2 separate regions of the Homo sapiens genome follow, and region 1 is linked to region 2. A link is an interaction called in ENCODE POLR2A ChIA-PET data of the cell type or tissue named here. Cell type or tissue: OCI-LY7. All regions are shown on one strand.

The links. ChIA-PET counts read pairs that join two places held together with the same protein. Peaks named below come from ENCODE experiments on the same cell type or tissue, not always from the same donor. Only the 100,000 strongest peaks of a DNase experiment are listed, where the experiment ranks them.
Region 1: POLR2A ChIA-PET joins it to region 2 with 11 read pairs; 1 of 35 experiments calls an interaction of 5 or more read pairs at or near these places.

Annotation. Positions count from the first base shown.
Region 1 is chr10:6,317,926-6,322,925 of GRCh38, forward strand. It overlaps a transcript of PFKFB3 not described here. Among named protein-coding and RNA genes, the nearest start is that of LINC02649, 6.1 kb to the right of the region's middle. In OCI-LY7, no CTCF peak of the experiment used is centred here; a DNase peak (open chromatin) is centred at 2,606; H3K4me3 peaks cover 1,855 bases; H3K27ac peaks cover 3,576 bases.
Region 2 is chr10:5,760,634-5,765,633 of GRCh38, forward strand. TASOR2 (transcription activation suppressor family member 2) reads left to right here. Exons shown (of 22, transcript NM_001321783.2): 20 at 657-838; 21 at 1,899-2,013; 22 at 2,396-3,107. The coding sequence ends at 2,399. It overlaps GDI2 (GDP dissociation inhibitor 2), which reads right to left. Exons shown (of 11, transcript NM_001494.4): 11 at 4,590-5,000. Among named protein-coding and RNA genes, the nearest start is that of GDI2, 50 kb to the right of the region's middle. In OCI-LY7, CTCF peaks have their summits at 3,986 (motif pointing left) and 4,185; no DNase peak of the experiment used is centred here; H3K27ac peaks cover 929 bases.

The DNA of each region.
Region 1 (5,000 bases), 560 kb after region 2:
TCTTTGGGAAGCAATTTGGTGATTCTCAGGAGGAACAGGGCTTTTTGACCAAATCAGTGTTACACAGAAGCAGCATGTGGTTGTGATACCAGTTCAGAAAACTATACATACATAACCTGAAAAGCGAAAGTTCCTTTTCATGACACCATGCCCCCTCCACCCTAAATTCAGTTCCCGGGAAATAGCTACTGTTAGCAGGGCTGTGTCTTTTGGATTTGCAGTGCACTCCTCTTTCTGGGAAGGCATGGGTGCAGGGCTCCTCCTGTGGGGAGGACCCCTTGCCCATCCATGCACCCATAGGGCCACCTGCTCCTTCTCAAGCTGCCCCTGGGAGCAGATGCATCTTGGATCACTGTAACTGGCTCCTCCGTGATGAGGACAACCATCGGAGTGGGGAGATTGGAGCATACACCACCAGCTTCCTTCTGTTGGTAGAAGCCCCATGACGGCCTTGCATTCTAAGGACAACCTGATTGGCTGATGATTTTATCCCTCGGAAACTCAGATATGGATGGAAAGTTGAGAGGTGAGCTCTCCTTCTTCCCCAGGGGGTAGAGGGGATCCTGTCCATTCCCGGAGCTGTGCTCCAGCCTCTGCCTGCACGCCCGAGGCTGGCCCCACCTCTGCCAATATCCATTGCCCTGTTTTGACTTGCAACAGAGATGCTCATTTTGCGCTTTTGCCTGACCACGAAGATTTGTCTGCTGCAGCTTTCTCGTGACTGATGTTATTTGCTCCACTGTGGAAAAATCCCAGGAGCCTCACAGATCAAGGGCCTAAAGGGAATCGTGTGGGAGGCCTCTGACACTTTGTGTAAAGGGGAAAAACATTATTCCCAGGAGGCAATCAGTCCTCGGGGTGGTGAACTCTGGCCACGGGACCAGCTCCGTCTCTGCGGTGAAATGAGGATGTGTCCTGCTGAAACATGAGTGGGACTTGCGAAGGTCTGGAGGCCAAGTCAGAATTTCCAGGCTGCTTCCATGGGTTCCACGGTCACCCTGGGGTCTGGTCCGAAGCCTGGCTTTTTCCCATTTGAGACTCACATTTTCCCATACCCTAACACGGAGGCTAGCACAGTGTCTGATACTTTGTGGACCCTTGATCAATATTCTCGGGAGGAAGACTTTGATAAATATTCTAAAAGTGCCTTATCTGTTCTAGATGCTAGAGATTCAGCAGTAAACAAAATGAACTAAAAATAGGACTACCATTTGATCACCAATCCTGCTATGCAGTATCCACCCAAAAGAAAAGGAACCACTCTATAAAAGAGATACCTGCACTCCTATGTTCATTGTGGCACTATTCACAATAGCAAAGATAAGAAATTAAACTAAGTGTCCATCAGTGGATGACTGGTTAAAGAATATTTGGTACATATACACAGTGGAATAGTACTCAGCCATGAAAAAGGATCATGTCTTTTGCAGCAACATGGATGGAGCTGGAGGACATCATCTGAAGTGCAACAACTCAGAAACAGAAAGTCAAATGCCACACATTCTTATTTATAAGTGGGAGCTAACTAATGTGCACACATGGACATAGAAAGTAAAATAATAGACATTGGAGACTTGGAAAGGTGGGAGGAGGGTGAGGGATGAGAAATTATCTATTGGGTGCAATATTCACCATTTGGGTGATGGTTACCCTAACAGCCCAGACTTCACCACTATGTCAAATATCCATGTAACACGTAACAAAACTGTAAAAATAATTGTAAAAATTATTTAAAAATTGTAAAAAATTGTAAAATTGTAAAAAAAAAAATCCCCTAAGTCTATAAAAATTAAAAAATGGACAAAAATTCTTGTTCTAATGAGTCCTAAAAAATTAACTCCCTTGATACATTCTCTTTCTTCCTGATACATTCTATTATCTTTCTGTATTTCTACCAATTAATTTGGTTTTATTTCCCTTCAAGAAATAAACAACAAAACATCTTGTTAAAGGGACCATTCTTGGTCAGGTCAATAAACATAAATGAACCTGGCCAGGCGCAGTGGCACATGTCTGTAATCCTAGCACTTTGGGAGGCTGAGGCAGGAGGATCACTTGAGCCCAAGAGTTGGAGACCAGCCTGGGCAACATGGTAAAACCCTGTCTCCACCGAAAAAATACAAAAAATTAGCTGGGGTGGTGGCATGCACCTGTGGTCTCAGCTACTTGGGAGACTGAGGTGGGAGGATTGCTTGAGCCCAAGAGGTTGAGGCTACAGTGAGCTGTGATCATGTCACTGCACTCCAGCCTGGGTGACAGAGTGAGACCCTGTCTCAAAATAACATAAAATAAAATTAATGAAGAATGCATCTTCTAAGAGACACAGCCTACAGTGGATAAATGAGGAATATGAAGCTGTAGTTCTCAGGAATCTCAAAGTCATTCCTTGGATGCTTTTGGCTCAACCTGGTTTTAAAAAAATGGAAAAATGAAGAAATGTATGAGCTTATAAAGGAGAAAATCCAGAGGTTGGGCTGACCTTCAAGGTAGCAGCAGTGGCTCATGGATGTCATGAAGAAACAGCTTCTTCTTCTTCTTTTTTTTTTTTGAGACAGGATCTCTGTTACCCAGGTGAAAGGGCAGTGGCACGGTCACGACTCACTGCTCAGCTTCCTGAGATCAATTGAGCTGAGACCACAGGTGCACACCATCATGCCTGGCTAATTTTTACATTTTTTCAGTAGCGACGAGGTCTCCCTATGTTGCCCAGGCTGGTCTTGAACTCCTGGGCTTAAGGGATCCTCCTGCCTCAGTTGCCCAAAGTGCTGCAATTGCAGGCCTGAACCACCACGCCTGGCCAGAAGCAGCAGCTTCTGTCTGTGTTCTTCACCCTGCCTGTTGCAGTGTTGACTTTAACCTAAAACTGGCTCTCATCACAGTTCTGGAACAGCTGCCAGTAGCTCTCAGAGCCACATGTTCCCTCATTTGTGCCTGACAGGAGAGAGGCTGGCTTTCCATGGCCTTCAGAGTGGGAAATCACCTTGCTGAAGGCCTCCAGTGAATTTCTGCCCAGTTCTAAATGGTGAGCGTTGGGTTCTGTGTCCATTTCTGAACCAACCACTGTCCATGGAAATAGGATGCCTTTTTACCCTGCAGTGGACATCAGTTCTCCAACTCATAAGGGAGGAATAGAACAGAAGTCATTCTGTACAATTTAAATGTAAAGTTGACCTTTATCCATCTTCTCAAAGCCTTCCCTCTGGGCCTGGTGGTCTCTGTGGGACAAATATTTTCCTTCTTCTCATTTCCCAGGAAGTAGAAGTAGGGTGTGTGTCCTCTCTCCTCCCAACTGCTGATTCCGAAACTTTTTGTTTTGCAAAACCCCATGCTCCTTTGAAACTGATGCCTTTATTCCTCCCTCAGCTGTGTCCTCGTCACCTAGTAAGTTCCTTGTCATGCCCATTCTCTGTTGTTTTTTTAAGTTCTCAGTTTTTCTTTGTATCCTTTCTTCTAATTTCATTCTAATTCAGTAAACAATCAAACAAAAAAGAAATATGTGACCCAACATTCTGCTTCTCAGTTTTTTCCTTTGTTTACTTTTTAAACTTCCCCCTCCAGTGTGATCCTTTCCTTCCCTAAACCCCAGCCATTGACCCTCATCATCTTATTCTGTGTCTTGTCATCAGCAGAAACTGCATCTCTTTTGGAATCTTGATTTTAAATGCCCTGTGTCCTGGCTACTACCTTCCCTCCTTCTTGCTAACTTCCTACTCTCCTTTGCACTCACCCAGCAAAAATCACTCACTCACCCAACCCTGGTTGAACCCAATGATCTACTTTCTTTGTGATTGGACTGAACTGCTGAATACTGTTTGAGAAGCTCACACTAACTGGCTTCACAATGAATTGCAAACCTGACTGATGGCTCAACTCTATGTAGAAATTCTGCAGTGCAACCCTGTAGGCATCCTAGCATCCAAGATGGCCTCATTACTGGCTGCTCCTTCTCCTTTGCCGATTCCGCCTCCACTTCCTGGTTTCTAAACAGACATTCCCAGGGCTTCCGCTCAAGACCTCTTTTCTTCTCTCCCATTCGTTCTGCTCTTTCCACCTCTATTCATTTCCATGAAACACCATCCATGTAACTGTGACTTCTAAATGTCTCTCTTTAATCCAGCGCTTTCCCCTGGGTGTTAGTCTGGTAAATTGTCTGTTGACATATTCAGTTGCTGACTCACAGGCGACTCAAACGGAACATATCCCATGTGAATTTCAAATCTCCCTTTCTGCTTCATCTAAAATTTCTCTTCCAGTGTTCTCTGTTTCTGTAGCTCGACCTTGTCACCGTCTACCCCCTTACTACAGCCCCAGACCCTCAATGTCTCCATTTTCCTCACCAGTCTTTTTCCTTTACACATTCGGCATTCGGCGACCTCCATGGATTCCACCTTCAAAAGAGCCATATCTCAAATCCATCTACCACTTTTCACCTCTGTCACCATCCCCAGGACAGTCCATCATCATCTCACCTGGCTCATGATAATAGAGTCCTAAATGGCTTCCCTGTGGCCACTCTTGACCACTGTAGTCCACACTTCACCCAGTAGCCTGAATGATCTTTGAACAATGTCAATCACATTATCTCACTTCCTTGCTTAAAACTTGTCAATGGCTTCCCACCATGCCTCAAATTCCAGTGCAATCTTCCCTTACCTCCCTCATTAGCCACACTGGCTCCCATCCTCCCTTGCTCGTGATGCTCCAGTAACACTGATGTCCTTTTCAGATCTTAGAATATGTTGAACTCTTTGAACCTCAAGGTCTTTAATGGACTTTCCTTTCACCTGGATTAGTCTTCTTTGGTCTCTTCTCACAGCAGAAATTTCTCATCTCTTGAAACTCAGCTTGAGTGTCGTCTGAAAGATGCCTTGCTGTCCACCTCCTCTAATGTGTGTCTGACTCATTATTCTCTGTCGTGACTCTTTTTTCCCATTGAATGAAACCTCTCATAATCCTAGTTATTTTATTTACTTGTTTATTGTCAGTCTTTGCCATTAGAA
Region 2 (5,000 bases):
GGTATCATGTAACTATGTTCAGTATGATGTCATAAAAAATTTATACAGGAAAAAGTGAAAGGAAATTAATTCATGATGTTAAGAGTGATTATCACTAGGGTTATGGGAATGGGTGTGATTTGGGTTTTCTCCAACAAGCATGAGAATGTAAGTGATGAAAACTAGAGAGACGGGAGTCGAGCAGAGACAGAAATGCTAAAAATTTAAACATACTGAGTTAACACATTTTCCTAGTAGTGATAGAATTTTCAGGGAAGCAAGAAACCAAGAAAATTCTGGCTGCTACCTAATTTTAATGAAGTTGGCGATTATCTGCCCACAAGGTATGAGAAGTATAGATGTGCATTGCTCTACAAATATACAACGCAATAAGGCCCACTCGAAATTCATGAAAGGCTTGCCAAGCCACATGGCTTGATTGGTCGTAGGTAGATGCATGATGTCCCTCTTAGAATGAGGCCCATGTTTAAAATCCACATTTACAAAAGGAGTAGGTACAATTGTGATGTTTTGAGGTAACCAAAGTGTGTCATGAAAAAGAACGTCAAGAAGAAAGGCAGAGGAACTCATGAGTTTGAATGGTTAAACTGAAGGCAAGAAAAAGTCCTAAGAATAAAACTGAAAAATATTTTAATATGCCTATGTATCTTTCACAGAGTGGATTCAACTGCACATAAGAAGAACATAATGTTGAAGTCATTTCAGAGTGCAAATATCATTGAATTGCTTCATTATCACCAGTGTGACTCTCGATCATCAACAAAAGCAGAAATTCTGAAATGTTTGCTAAACCTGCAAATTCAGCATATTGATGCCAGGTTTGCTGTCCTCCTAACAGGTAATTCACAGGCGCATTTTACTCAGTTAATGCCAAAATTGGTCAGCTCTAGGAATGTCAAAGTTAGATACCTGATGAAGAGTATCAGGTATCTAAATGGCTTGGCATCCCATGGATACCAGAATCACCCAAATCTGCTGAAGCTGAAGCCCTTATATAAAATGTAGTATTTGCAGGTAACTACACAATCCTCCTATGTATGTAAGTCAGTTCTAGATTACTTATAATACTCAATACAGTATAAGTAGTTATACCGTATTATTTTTTAAATCAATACTGGGGCTGGGTGCAGTGGCTCACACCTGTAATCCCAGCACTTTGGGAGGCCGAGGCGGGCGGATCACTTGAGGTCAGGAGTTAGAGACCAGCCTAGCCAACATGGTGAAACCCCATCTCTACTAAAAATACAAAAATTAGTCAGGTGTGGTGGTTCATGCCAGTAGTCCCAGCTACTTGGGAGGCCGAGGCAGGAGAATGGCTTGAACCCCGGAGGCAGAGGTTGCTTTTAAAAAATTTGTGGGGCAGCCAGGGACAGTGGCTCACGCCTGTAATGCCAGCACTTTGGGAGGCTGAAGCAGGTGGATCACTGAGCCCAGGAATTTGAGGCCAGCCTGGGCAACTTAGCGAGACCTCATCTCTACAGAAGTTGGCAGGTGTGGTGATGTGTGCCTATAGTCCTAGCTACTTGGGTTAAGGCAGAAGGATTGCTCGAGGCTGCAGTGAGCCGTCATCACACCACTGCACTGTAACCTGGGTGGCAGAACAAGACCCTATCTATCTTTAAAAAAAAAAAAAAAAAAGTGTTAAGAAAAATTTACGTAAAGAACCATAGTTATCATTTTTCAGGGATTTTTTTTCAGTACTTTAACCACCACCCCCGATGGAGGCATCTATTTCCAAAGCTTCAAATCTTTTCTTAATTTGGAACCCAACACCTTTTCTCCCCCTACCCCTCACACGAGGAAGTTCCACAGATTTTTTAAAATAAAAAACCAGGTCCTGTTATATAAAAGTACATTAATTATATTAACCAAAAGTTGTTTTTTTTTTTTTTTAACAGACAAGCCTACTATCCCCAGAGAAGTCTTTGAAAATAGTGGAATCCTTGTTACAGATGTAAATAACTTTATAGAAAACATAGAAAAAATAGCAGCTCCATTTAGGAGTAGCTATTGGTAAGAACACTTTTTATGTAACTTTCCCATGTGAGTTGGAGTTGTTGATGGCAAATATTGACATTTGTGTCTAAGGGAAACAGTTGGGAAACTGTTGTTTACATACTTCATGCTATAAATTTAAAGTGTTTGTTTAGGGGTGGAATTGCTATTTGGCATAAATAGGAATTCCTAAATTATCACTAAATGAAGTAACCATCTACTAAAATTACCTATTTTATCTAATGTGCATTTTCACTTGCTGTTAACTTGGATCGTCAGTACAGAACATAATGTAACCTTAGAATGCATAGGCGTTTTCCCCATTAGAGCATCCCGCTTATAAAATATTTCTTGTTCGTATTATTTTAAGAAGTTCTTTATCAATTTTGTGTTTCTTCAGGTGACTCAACTACAGCCTGCCTGGATATGGATGATGCCAATAAAAAATTAGTATTTTCCCTTTGGAAAACTTGTGAACATGTGAATACACATGTGAACAGTCTTACATTTGAAAAACCAATGTTCTACAACTTGGAAAGTTTTCATTTTTTATATTTTGCTGAAATATGTCACAGTGGCATTGCAGTTGTCTGTTAGCTTTGGGTTGCAGTGCTAGATATTGTTTTAAATTATTTTCATTTTAAACAAGATGCCTTCTAAGCTATTGAGCTTATTAAAAATAATTTTACATGTTTACTTAGTTGGAGCAAAAATAAGTCTATTTTAACAAATAGCTTTGTTTTTGCATGCTAATGTCAGAAAGGCATACGATGCACATTATGCTCTGTTTTAAAGGTTTTACCACCCTTGTAAAAACTATAATCTTAAATGGTTTTATTTGCTGTTACACAAACAACACTACATAAAACATTTTTTCCTAAATGGTACAAATTTATAAACTATCATTTTTCACTTACGGTATTTGTAAATACTACACTACAAAAATCAGCTTTCTGAGAAAGAAATAATCATTTATTTATGATATTGAAAATTTCTACAGTAAACACTCAAAACCAAGCAAAAAACATTTGTAAGATACACGGTATCTATTTGGAGCAACGGTTTTTGTAACTAATGTGTTTCATTTTTTAAATAAAGACAACTAAAAATAATCTCTTTCTGCAATGATTTTTATAGCAGAAATTGACTTATCTGGAGTGTTCTAGCAATTTTTAGGTCATTTAGCAGAACAGTAAGCTTCCAGAGGAAACCTACACTTCTATCCTTTGGGCCTGGCCTGTTCTGTTTCTGGGTTCTTTCCGCAGTCAAGTACACCGAGTAACAGGTTAAAGAATGGCAGTTTCACCTGGCCTTTACAGGGACACTTACTTCTTTCAGAAGTCATTAAGTCGGCTTTTATTATTCCTAAACAAAAGAGCTTTATTTTCTCATGAGTAGGTTTTAGAGTTTTAATTGTTGACAATTTTTCAGTTACTAATAGAACCCCAGTCATTTCATTTTATTTTTCCAAGGACAAGAGTCTATTAAGGGAACCATTAACTATTCAGTACAGTGAATTACTTTCAGATTACTAAGGAAAAGGAAAGTGAGCAGTTATAAGATGCCAAACACCTATCTATCTGCCTGAAATATGCACCTTTCAGGTTGGACCTAATAACATTCACCTCCCCTTGCTGAAAAGCCTTCCAACACCCACGAGGCCATCTCAGTTTCCATGCTACCTTTTCTGTAACTCTACTAATAACCAAACCACATCATGTGTTCACCAAACTGAGTTATCCCAGTAACTACCATTATCATCTTTGTCTCCACTGGCCTGGCACACAAGGTATTCAGTAAATACGTTGAATGAAGAATATGAAGATGCGTGGTTTTTCTTTTTTCACTTATTACTAACCCAGCTTGGGCCTTTGCATGGGAAGAGAAAAAGGCTTGCTGGGACTTCAGATAATTTTATCATACAGGTAAAGCAGTGGTTCTCAACATCTGGAGACATTTTTGGTTGTCATTCCAAGATGGTGCTGTTGCCATCTAGTGTGTGGAGGCCAGGGATGCTGCTACAATCAACCCTATCAACAGAGAATGATCCAGCCCAAAACATCAACTGAAGTCGAGAAGCTCCATCATTTTGGCAATATGAATAACAATCTAAATCACCACCCTAGTTCCTTTAACACATCATCTACCTTAGTCTGTCTCCTTCATACTCTGAAGAGTCAGTGTTTATCTGTGGTAAACAACAGCATCTGCCGTGAGGCTCATCACTGTCAGGGGAAAGGGCCTTATATGTAAACACTTTATCATTTCAACTACACAAAAATTATTTACTAAAGCACCTACTCTACCTGACAGTTCACTTACTCCCTTATAACTGCTGCTACAAGCAAAATCATTAAACACTATTTTTTCTGCACAAAGATGATAGGTCTAGTAATGGTACTGTGTCAAGAATAAAACTCGAGGTCTACTCACAGGGAAGCCAGACGACAGGACCTGCTGTGATCCTTCCAGATCAGAAGACACCCACGCTTTCCGCTGCTGAGCATTCTGACTGGCATTGACTCCAGTGCTACCAAAGGAAGCACGGCAGCTGTGACCCTTGCAATCAGGACACACAAACCAACACCGGGCAGTAGTTTCCAGAATTTGGCTTTATTTTGCAGTACAGAAATCATTTGGAGCCATTTTGAGACAGAAGTAGAGGCTCTGTCAAGTCAATACTGCATTGCAGCTTGGTCCACTGAAGAAGCCACGCCTGAGATACAAAAGATGCACTACACTTGACCCGCTTTATGTTCGCTTCCTCTCCCCTTCTCTCTCATCAACTTTATTAGGTTAAAACACCACATACAGGCTTTCTCCAAATGACTCCCTATGTCTGGGGTTTGGTTAGAATTTTATGCCCACATAAACCAAACTTGTGGCTATGCTATTTGGGCCCTGCCATAACATTTGACATAATACAAAATATAAAGTCATAGGGAAAACTTCCGGATGCTGTCCCAAACCGTGGAATATTCAATTTAGAATCTCCTGAACCTCAA